Regions from separate parts of the Homo sapiens genome. Here region 1 is linked to region 2. The links are chromatin loops, found by intact Hi-C in ENCODE. Cell type or tissue: dorsolateral prefrontal cortex. All regions are shown on one strand.

Region 1 (5,000 bases), 630 kb after region 2:
AGCAAAGGGTGCATTGGGACACAGCCTACTCATGTTCCTTTTGCCTTTCTAGGCCTAGAGTCCTTACGGGACAGTGCCCATTCCACACCAGTGCGTTCCACTTCCCATGGGGACACCTTCCTGCCTCACGTGAGAAGCAGCCGGACAGATAGCAATGAGCGAGTAGCTGTGATTGCAGACGAGGCCTACAGCCCTGCAGACAGCGTGCTGCCCACCCCTGTGGCTGAGCACAGCCTGGAGCTGATGTTGCTTTCCCGGCAGATCAATGGAGCCACCTGCAGCATTGAGGAGGAGAAGGAATCTGAAGCCAGCACCCCAACTGCTACAGAGGTGGAGGCCCTTGGGGGAGAGCTGAGGGCCCTGTGTCAGGGGCACAGCGGGCCCGAGGAGGAACAGGTGAATAAGTTTGTTCTAAGTGTCCTCCGTTTGCTCCTTGTGACCATGGGACTCCTCTTTGTTTTGCTCCTCCTCCTGATCATCCTTACCGAGTCTGACCTTGACATTGCCTTTTTCCGTGATATCCGCCAGACCCCCGAGTTTGAACAATTCCACTATCAATACTTTTGTCCCCTCAGGCGATGGTTTGCCTGCAAAATCCGCTCAGTGGTGAGCCTGCTCATTGACACCTGAGAAGGCATGACTCCTCCCAAAAACTAGCCAGGTGGACCAAGGAACCCGGCTACCCATTCCCAGCAATGGGACCCATCGCGGAACCATCGGCACATATACCAAGTCCTCCTCTCATGACTCAAAGTCCACTGCAGCCTAGGAGGGTGTTTCCCAGAAGAAGAAAGGGATAGGCTCATGCCCTGTCTAAACAAACTGGGAAAACTCATTTTCTTCAGAAGTTATTTCAAGAAAGGCTCAGCGACTCTGTTTCTCATCTTTCCAATTTGCAGGATAATTTTTGGTTTTGAATTTTGATTTTTCATAGATGTATATTATTTTGAAGTATCAAATAAAAATAATTTATTTTACTATTACTGATTATTGCAGTAGTATCACCTAGCAGAGGGGACACTAGTTGAAAACTAGAGAGCTGCTGTCCTCTGTATTCTGCAGGAGCTTTTCCTGCTGGTGCCACTGGGTTCCAGTAGACTCATCACTGCAGCCTCAGCAGGGCAGGCCAGGGATCTGGACAATGGGGACTGTTTAGTTTTTTGTTTGTTTTTTTTGCCAGCCAGAACTTTTAAAAAAGTAAACATCCATGTAGAATGATTAAATGGAAAGTTGCTTCTTATGATGGTCTGAGTTGGATTTTCTTTTCCTTTTGTTTTTTCAAATCTGAGCAGAGTGGGCATCTGAAGGGACCACCGCTACAGCAACAGCAGCATCAGGGGTGGGGTAAGTCTGTCCCCTTAGTCTAGAGCCTAGTGGGCATCACCATAGTTTTGTATAATGAAACTAGACTTAACGTGATTTTTTTTTTCCGAAGAACCTCAAGACTTTTATAGTGCTCCAGGGGCGTTAAACGAATTCAGTGGTACCAGAGATAGATAGTTCTGTCAGAAATGTTGGACAAAGTGTAGTTAAGAGAAAGCAGAGTTAAGTTACCTGAGAGACTGTTGAGATTTGGATAGCAGTGCTTATTTTATATACACCCCCTTGACCCAAAGACTATTTCAATTTATATTTTAACAACGAAATGTTATTTTCTTAACAATTCATATTTTGTTTTTACTTTATGGATTAAGAAAATAGAGCCTGATGAACTAAACGATGCAAGAAAGAAACTGATCCTGAGAATGAAAAGCTTCAGAAAATAGAATTCCAAGATCAACAGCCTTAGAAGGGACCAGGAAAAGAATCTTTTAAAATAGATTTCTAAGAGATGCCTACAAAACACAGAATGTGACCGTGGCAGAGACCAACACTTAGATGTAGAAATGCTGCCCCCTAGGGTCATCCTCTGCATAAGTTCTAGGAAAGCATCACCATCCTTGCAGAGGGAAGTCCTCGAAGCACGCAGCACAGGCATATGAAGGGCGAGTGTGGGATCCTAGGCCCAAGCTCTTCAACTCTAAAACCAATCACACACAAGATCCTGTTTTCATCTCAGGGAGAGATTTCTAAGTCATCTGGGGCTTGAGGGCTTATTTAAGGGTGGTCAATGGACATATTCCTGGACCCACACAAAAGTAGAGCAGCTGCTGATACCCTAATTGGACAGCCCCAAACGCAGAACAGAACAAGTCACTTGTAGACTTGACCTCCCCTATTTTGTCCCCCGAGATGGTAGAACCATGTCCATGTTTACAATATGACAACTGTGGAATAATTGGGGTTCTTAGGGAGAGATTTGCATAATTTTAAAGACATCCTTTCATCTGGACCAGAGGTCAATCAACTTATGTCAAGTGCTACACAGTAAATATTTTGGTTTAGCACGCCATACTGTGTCACAACTGCTCAATTCTGCCATCACAGCACAAAAACAGCCACAGATAATTTGTAAATGAAGGAACATGGCTGTGTTCCAATAAAACTTTATGAAAACAGTGAGCTGAATTTAGCCTACAGGCCATAATACGCCAATCCTGCTCTAGACAATAAAACTGATCCTTACCAGTATGTTAGCAGAAGAGGGTCAGTCAGCTCTGTTTCCATGCCTGACATGTATCAAAGATCTGGGACCTCTTCCCAGTGGAGGCACTAGGGTTGCTTGTTTAAAGGGTGCTTGAACAACTAACCAGCAAAGAGATGTCTGATGCCAAATGGGCAAGATCAAATACTGGAATGCTAAAACACAGCTGGAATCTAAGAAGGGAAGAGGGCTTCTCTGACCATTTTCATACCAGCAACAATTTAGGCAGAATTATAAACATCTATTTATCGAGTGACAATACAAACCGAAGGAGATCCTAGTAGAGATTAGGGGTCAGTTAAAATCAACTAGCCACTGCCACTTGTCATCTACATAGCAAAGGCTTTATTTAGCACAGGACTAACGTGAAAAGTAGACCCAGAGATGAAAAGGCTGTCAGGAGACAGGGGGCTGGTGTCCACCTGGTATCTACTGTCTTATGCAACATAGAAGATTACCTTTTAGTGTAGTGCTCCTACCTCAGTTTGTAGAATCTGGTGTTTCTATGCAGTGAGTGATAGCCTCAACTCTGACCTTTCATATTCACATTAGAGACAGATGCAGTATTCCATATCCTAGTATGTTCCTTGTGTCTAGAGTTCTAACAGTACAGTAGTCTATGCCATTTCTAACAGCTAAATTTTGCTCTGTAAACAGAAACTTTAGGGTTGTTTTTTTCCAGGGCTCATCCCAGAAAATATGGATAGAAAAGTTTCCTTCAGTTTGCTTTTCAAATAGTGCTTGAATAATAAACCTCCTTTGATTGGTGACTAGTCTTTTTTGGTATATCTCCACCTTTAAAAATTGTTCAAGTTTTTAACCTGGTTATACTGTGTTCTAACATGTCTCTCATTTTCTCTCAAAATTAGTTTATCTCATTGTAGAAAAAGCAATGGTTTTCATAGCTTCATCTATCAGGAAATAAAACTCTTACTAAAGAATAGCATACTGCATCTTTAAGCAGTAGAGGGTAAACTACCTGCAAATGTGAATTTCTTAGATACATTTAAAAATATATAGTTGTTAACCTTCTGTGTGCCAAAAACTCTTAAGTTACATTTTCCTTCAAAGCAATGTACTTTTTTCTACATATGCAGTATGTAGTTAGCATAAAATCATTGGTGCCATGAAGATTATTTTTAAACTTAAATAAATATTTAAATATCATGGAAGAGTGGGCTCTTTCTTTAATAATAGCCTGTCTTACTTTTCCTCCCTTAAAGTTACTAACACATAGATAAAAGGATACTGGTGGGATTTACACAGCTGACTACTATTCACTTGGATCATATAACATAATTATTTTGCTTGTATCCACCTATTATCCTTGTCCTTACCCCCAGATAAATACTGTTAGAAACTGAGAAGCGGCCAGGCACAGTGGCTCACGCCTGTAATCCCAGCCCTTTGGGAGGCCAAGTCGGGAGGATCACGAGGTCAGGAGTTCAAGACCAGCCCGACCAACGTGGTGAAACCCCCGTCTCTACTAAAAATACAAAAATTAGCCAGGTGTGGTGGCGGGCGCCTATAATTCCAGCTACTCAGGAGGCTAAGGTAGGAGAATCGCTTGAACCTGGGAGGCGGAGGTTGCAGTGAGCTGAGATCACACCACTACACTCCAGCCTGGGTGACAGAGCAAGACTCCACATCAAAAAAAAAAAAAAAAAAAAAAACTGAGAAGCTATATATGTAATAATTTTAAAGTGAATTGGGTATTTTTCTGATGAGGAAAACCAAGAAGACTAAGTGATTTTCCCAAGATTACATAGTGGTAGAGTCCAAACTAGAACCCAGATTGTCCACCTTCTGGTCTGCTGTTCTTACTCAAGCCTGGAGTAAGTGGGAGCACAGAAAATACTTTCTAAGAAGGAACTACAATGATACCACCACCACATATTTACAAAATATATCCCTATAGCATTATCTCATCTGATTATGTAACCATCACTCTGTGGCTACGGAATTGGAAATGGTCTTCTAAATTCCATGAGGATAAGAGGTGATAATGGGGGCTTGGTCCACTGTGCTAGCTTCTTACCTAATCTTTGTCTTTTCAATTCTGCCTGCCCTCCACTCTCCCATTTCTGTTGCCAGATCATCCTCCTAAACACCAATCAGGCTATGTTACCTCCAAATTTCAGAGGTACCCACTACCTAAAAAATGCTATCTAGCACCCTATCCCCAGCGGAATTTTTTGTTTTTATGACATAAGATTTTGCTTGAAGTGATCCAAAGAGTAAAAAGCACAAGAAACACTGGACCTGGGTGGCTTCCCGTGGCCCTGCCGATTCACAGCAGCCTCCCTTCTGCTGACAGCTTATCAAGAACTACCTGTGCACACACCCCTGTAGGACTCTAGTCCCTACTCCCTCTGCTTTGGGTTCCTCTAGCACAATCTAGCTCCTCTGCACCTGA
Region 2 (5,000 bases):
TGAGAAATAGAGAACTATTGGTTTCATTTGTATCTTTTCCTTTTTTTAGCCAATTAATAATGAATAATTATGATGAAAAAATTAGTACCAATAACTAAACATACTAATAAGGATGGGAAAGTGACTTTAAAATTATTCTAAAGTAGTATTTTTAATATTCATCTACAATTAATTATTGAATTATTGTTCCCTACAAGCTAAAATATTAGTTTTATCCTCTATACTATGCAACTATGACCCTGAAATGGTTGTCTGATTTCTCAGCCTCCTGGCTCAAGCAATCCTCCTGCCTCAGCCTATCGAGTAGCTGGGACTATAGGTGCTCCCCACCATGCCCGGCTAATTTTTTTTTTTTGGAAGGGACAGGATCTCACACTATCTTGCCCAGGCCGGTCTCAAACTCCCAGGCTCAAGCATTCCTCTCACCTCAGCCTCCCAGTGCAGGGATTACAAGCAAGCCACTGCCCCGGCCTCAAAAGTTTTTTTTAGGCTACTTTTGTAGATGAATCTCAAGAACAATGTGCATGTTGGTTAGTATCAATTTAAGCCAGAACTTGAGAAAAAAATTAGGTATTTACTACAAAATTATAAATTTAAATGATTGGTTTCTTTCCTTCATGAAGCAAAAATAAAGCTGACTTTTCTAGAAAAGACTGTAAAGAGGAGACAGAAGCAACTGACCCTCTACTTCTCTTGTTCTTTCTTTTCTTTTTTGAGATGGAGACTCGCTTTGTCGCCCAGGCTGGAGTGCAGTGGCGCAATCTTGGCTCACTGCAACCTCCGCCTCCTGGGTTCAAGTGATTTTCCTGCCTCAGCCTCCTGAGTAGCTGGGATTACAGGCACCTGCCACCACGCCCGGCTAATTTTTTTTATTTTTTTGTGGAGATAGGGTTTTGCCATGTTGGCCAGGGTGGTCCTGAACTCCTGGCCTCAGGTGATCTGCCCATCTCCGCCTCCCAAAGTGCTGGGATTACAGGCGTGAGCCACTGCACCTGGTTCTACTTCTCTTGTTCTGTGATATGAAAATTATCCTAAGCTGTAAGATTCCCAAGAAAACTGAAAGAATGGGGACGCGGGTAAGCTTTGCTAACCGTGGCCTTCCCCATCCACCTCTTCCCCCAACTTTTCCCATAAAAGCAACCTCTACTAATAAAACAAAGCATCTTTTACAAGTAGCTCCCTACAGGGATCCTATCTGTCCTTGAGTGCTTACCACAATCTGATTTCTGGACAGCTGACCCAAAGTTTGTTGATTTTACTGATCTTCAGAAAGCCACTGACTGGCTAAAGTCTTATTGGTGAACAGAGTCAAAAATCAGATGCCCCTGCCAAGCTTTACAGAATGAGGAGTTGGACAACACAGTTACGTTTGGCTGCACTGTGGTGAAACATATGAGGTATCTTCTTTTTGTCTTCAATCAGCCACATTTGGGCTGAGTAGTTCTATTACATCTTCAAAAAACTGAGCTCCAGTTCTTGATGGAGACAGAGGAAGGTCATTGAGGAGGTGGTTCAGCTCAAGAGCTAAGTGAAAAATGTCTTTTGATTCACTCCTGCTTGTGGATAGAAGTCATCTTCGGGATGGAAGAGGGAGTGAGATGACCTAGAGTCTTGAATTGGTGGATCTGCAGGAACAGAAACTAAATACAGTGGAGACCTCTTAACTGAGTAACACCACGAGATGGATTTCCTGACAAAGTGCCAATATAGGCTAAATATAAAGATTAAACATGTGCAATAAAAGTGATCATGCACTTGTTTTTCCAGATATCAAATGCATTTGTACCATTTTATGAATACATGTTTTCTTAATAACTGATTATAAAACAATGTAAAAAAAAAACCAATTTAAGAAAAATAGACCCATTCAAACAAAAAGCCTGTAATTTTGCCTATATGAGTGCCATTTCCTCACGTTTAACAAGTCGGTTCTTTCAAATGACTTTTTATCCATATACAAACTATACTCTGTCTAGTCCACATAGTGTCAGTAGTAACATACATCAAATTTTAATTTGAGATAGATCTTTCAGGTTTTTTTTTAATCCCCTAGAGAAATGAAATTCAAATTACACCTCAAGGTACTAATTTACAATAATCTACCTGCTTACAAATTCTAAGACTTGCATTAACCAAGTTTATTCCTACATATCAACCAAAAGAAGAGTACGTATCATTAAGTCAGGCAATCTTTAAATGTGAGTAGTGGCCACCTCAAAGTTCCCTCAAACTTTGATTTTAAAAAAACTTTAAAGGCCCACAACCAGATTACTGTGGATCTAATTTAAATTTTCTACATACATTTACAAGAATTTTGATGAACATTTGATTACTTACTTCTACTTACAATTTGAATATGTAAATTTACTGTATATACTCTCATAATTATTAGACCAGGAATCAGCAAACTATGGTGGCCAAATGCAGCCTGCCACTGATTTTTGTATATAACGTTGTACTGGGACACAGTCATGCTTTTTCATTTATGTATTGTCCATGGCTACTTTCATGCTGCAATAGCACAAAAAGCAGTCATGACAGGGACCACAAAACCTAAAATATTTACAACTGGCCCTTTATAGAAAAAGGTTGCCAACCCCTGATATAGACAATTATTAAAACATATATAATACAATTAAATTATTTTGAAATGAAACAGAAATAACATGTAGAGTTAAAATTAGTTATAGGTCAACCATAACAAATATACCACAGAAAGAAAAAAAACGTAAAATAAGTCCCAAGAGGACACTCCATCTGGCTTTCAGATGAAAAATTTGATCTTTACATATAAAATATATATACATATATATGTAAATGCTATAAAACTAACATTCAAGAATAATACAGATACACGCTATGGAACTGTTCATTTAAAAATGGTTAATTTTGTCATGTAAATTTCACCTCAATAAATTTTTTAAAAAATAAGAGTATATGCAGTACTTTACAGATTTCTACCTTTAAGTGGGCCACATCATAGTACAGTGGTTAAAGATTTAAGTTACATCTTACCTAATAATGTGGTTTCTCCAATATCTCTTAGATCATCTCAGACCCTTGTGTATATTTCTTCTTTGCCAGTAGATGGAGACAACACCACTGAAAGTTTAAAAGACATCATTCCCTGTTTAAAGGGAGCTTGCTGGTCTGAAAACTGGGGGAACCCTAACCCAAAGATTTCTTCATTTATTTTTTAAAAGACAGAATGGCTATGCCAAAATAAGAAATCCAAGGGAATGTACCCAATATTAACTACGGATATCCTCAAAAATTTACTAAAAAGTAACTAAACTCTGTCTGTGATATGGTAACTAAATCGTATTAAAGTGCAATCATCTCTATAGCTTATAAGGTTCAAACTACCTGCTCTGTGCTCTCATTTAGGCTAGATCATTTATTTTTCAGTTTCAGAAAGTGTAACTCAGAATACATAAGAAAAAGAGTTGTCTGAATTCCACAGAGGTAGATGCAGTACATACATACAGTATTTTAATTAGTCATATATGCTGCTAGAAGCTTTTTATTCAAAATAAGACAACTATCCAGATCCACATGAAATAATAAGAACTTTAAAAAGAGAGTTAAAGCAGAAATGGTAGAAGCAGTAAGAAAAAAATTCAATTTTATGATCATACTGAAGAGAAACGCTCATGAAAGGGAAGAATCAAATTTACCTACTTAAGTTTCTTATTCACTACTAAGAATTACATAAACAGAACAAAAACCATCTGTAAGAAATAAATTTCAATTTCAAACCTAGAAGCTTAAGAAGTCATCTCAAAATCATTGTTTATCTATATTTTTCAATTAATAGCTTTCCTTTCCAAATTCAAAGCCTTAAAGCCATTTTTTTCAAATGCAATCACGAAAAACACCCAAAAGCAAAAAACAAAGAAAAACCCCAACAAGGTTATCGAGCTTAAAAGAGAAAACTAAGATATCACTATACTATTTACATCTGCCACAAGGACTCCTGTCCTTAAAGTCCACTAAACAAGAACAACAAATTTGATAAAAAAGGTCTTAAGAAAAATACTTGCCTTAAACCAAATAATCATCAGTTTTGAAAGGGAACAGAAAAATCTTTAAATCTTTTAATTTTATGTACATTTTGCTTACCCCCGATTATACATCAGGACTAAAATCAGCTTACATAAAAAGTGAATTCAGTATTCAAATATTTATTGCCATAGCTACAATACCTACCCTAGGTTAAAACTAGAACTGACAACTAAAATAAATCCTCTTACAACTCATTACTAGACAAAGTAGGTTAAAGTAGCCATGAACCACAAACTTCTATTTAACTCTTAAATTTCACGGTTTCTGTGAGACATCAACTATTATCTGCCAAGAAAACTATAACCACATTCTAACTGCCTTTAAGAGCACATAAACAACCAAACACATTTTCATCATCCACATGGCAAGCACTCTGTGACTTTACTAAGTTAATCTTTAGGCTGGCTCCCTCTTGACAGACAACAAACTTTTCGATTCCCAATCTTTCAACTATTATATAATGCAAATAATGCTAGTTAAATAACAACCTCCAAAACAGAAACGTACTTTGCAATTTTCAAAGTGTATTCACTTATATTATTAACTCAATCTTATAATAATGGAAAAACCTTAAAGTAAAAACTATGGCCAGCACACATAATCCACAGTGAAATGTTAATGATATTTGTATTTTGCACTGTTACCTGTCCATCAGCACAGATGAGAGAGAAATGCTCAAACTAAAATGCCCTAAGTAAAACAATAACTAGAAGAGTGTCCTGGAATTCTAAGATTAATTATAAAAGAGATGTACTAAAGTGTAATTTTCACAGACCACATTACTACTATAGGAAATAAAATGATCAACAAGGAATGAGTTTTCTTTGTATTAATTGGATTTTTGGAAAACAAAAACAAAAACACCAGGAGTTAACCTGGCAAGTTCCTCTTGAGGATCTATGATGTCAGTGCTCCTGCCTCCACCTGCTGGCAAA

The links. Peaks named below come from ENCODE experiments on the same cell type or tissue, not always from the same donor. Only the 100,000 strongest peaks of a DNase experiment are listed, where the experiment ranks them.
Region 1: it touches region 2 in a loop (2.8-fold over the local background); 12 of 110 quality-filtered maps call a loop at or near these places.

The regions. Positions count from the first base shown.
Region 1 is chr15:43,869,515-43,874,514 of GRCh38, reverse strand. FRMD5 (FERM domain containing 5) reads left to right here. Exons shown (of 14, transcript NM_032892.5): 14 at 53-3,751. The coding sequence ends at 630. Among named protein-coding and RNA genes, the nearest start is that of WDR76, 45 kb to the right of the region's middle. In dorsolateral prefrontal cortex, CTCF peaks have their summits at 1,673 and 1,882 (motif pointing left); a DNase peak (open chromatin) is centred at 1,924; H3K27ac peaks cover 2,530 bases.
Region 2 is chr15:44,500,064-44,505,063 of GRCh38, reverse strand. The region is part of intron 8 of CTDSPL2 (CTD small phosphatase like 2); the gene reads right to left. Among named protein-coding and RNA genes, the nearest start is that of EIF3J-DT, 34 kb to the left of the region's middle. In dorsolateral prefrontal cortex, a CTCF peak has its summit at 3,086 (motif pointing right); no DNase peak of the experiment used is centred here.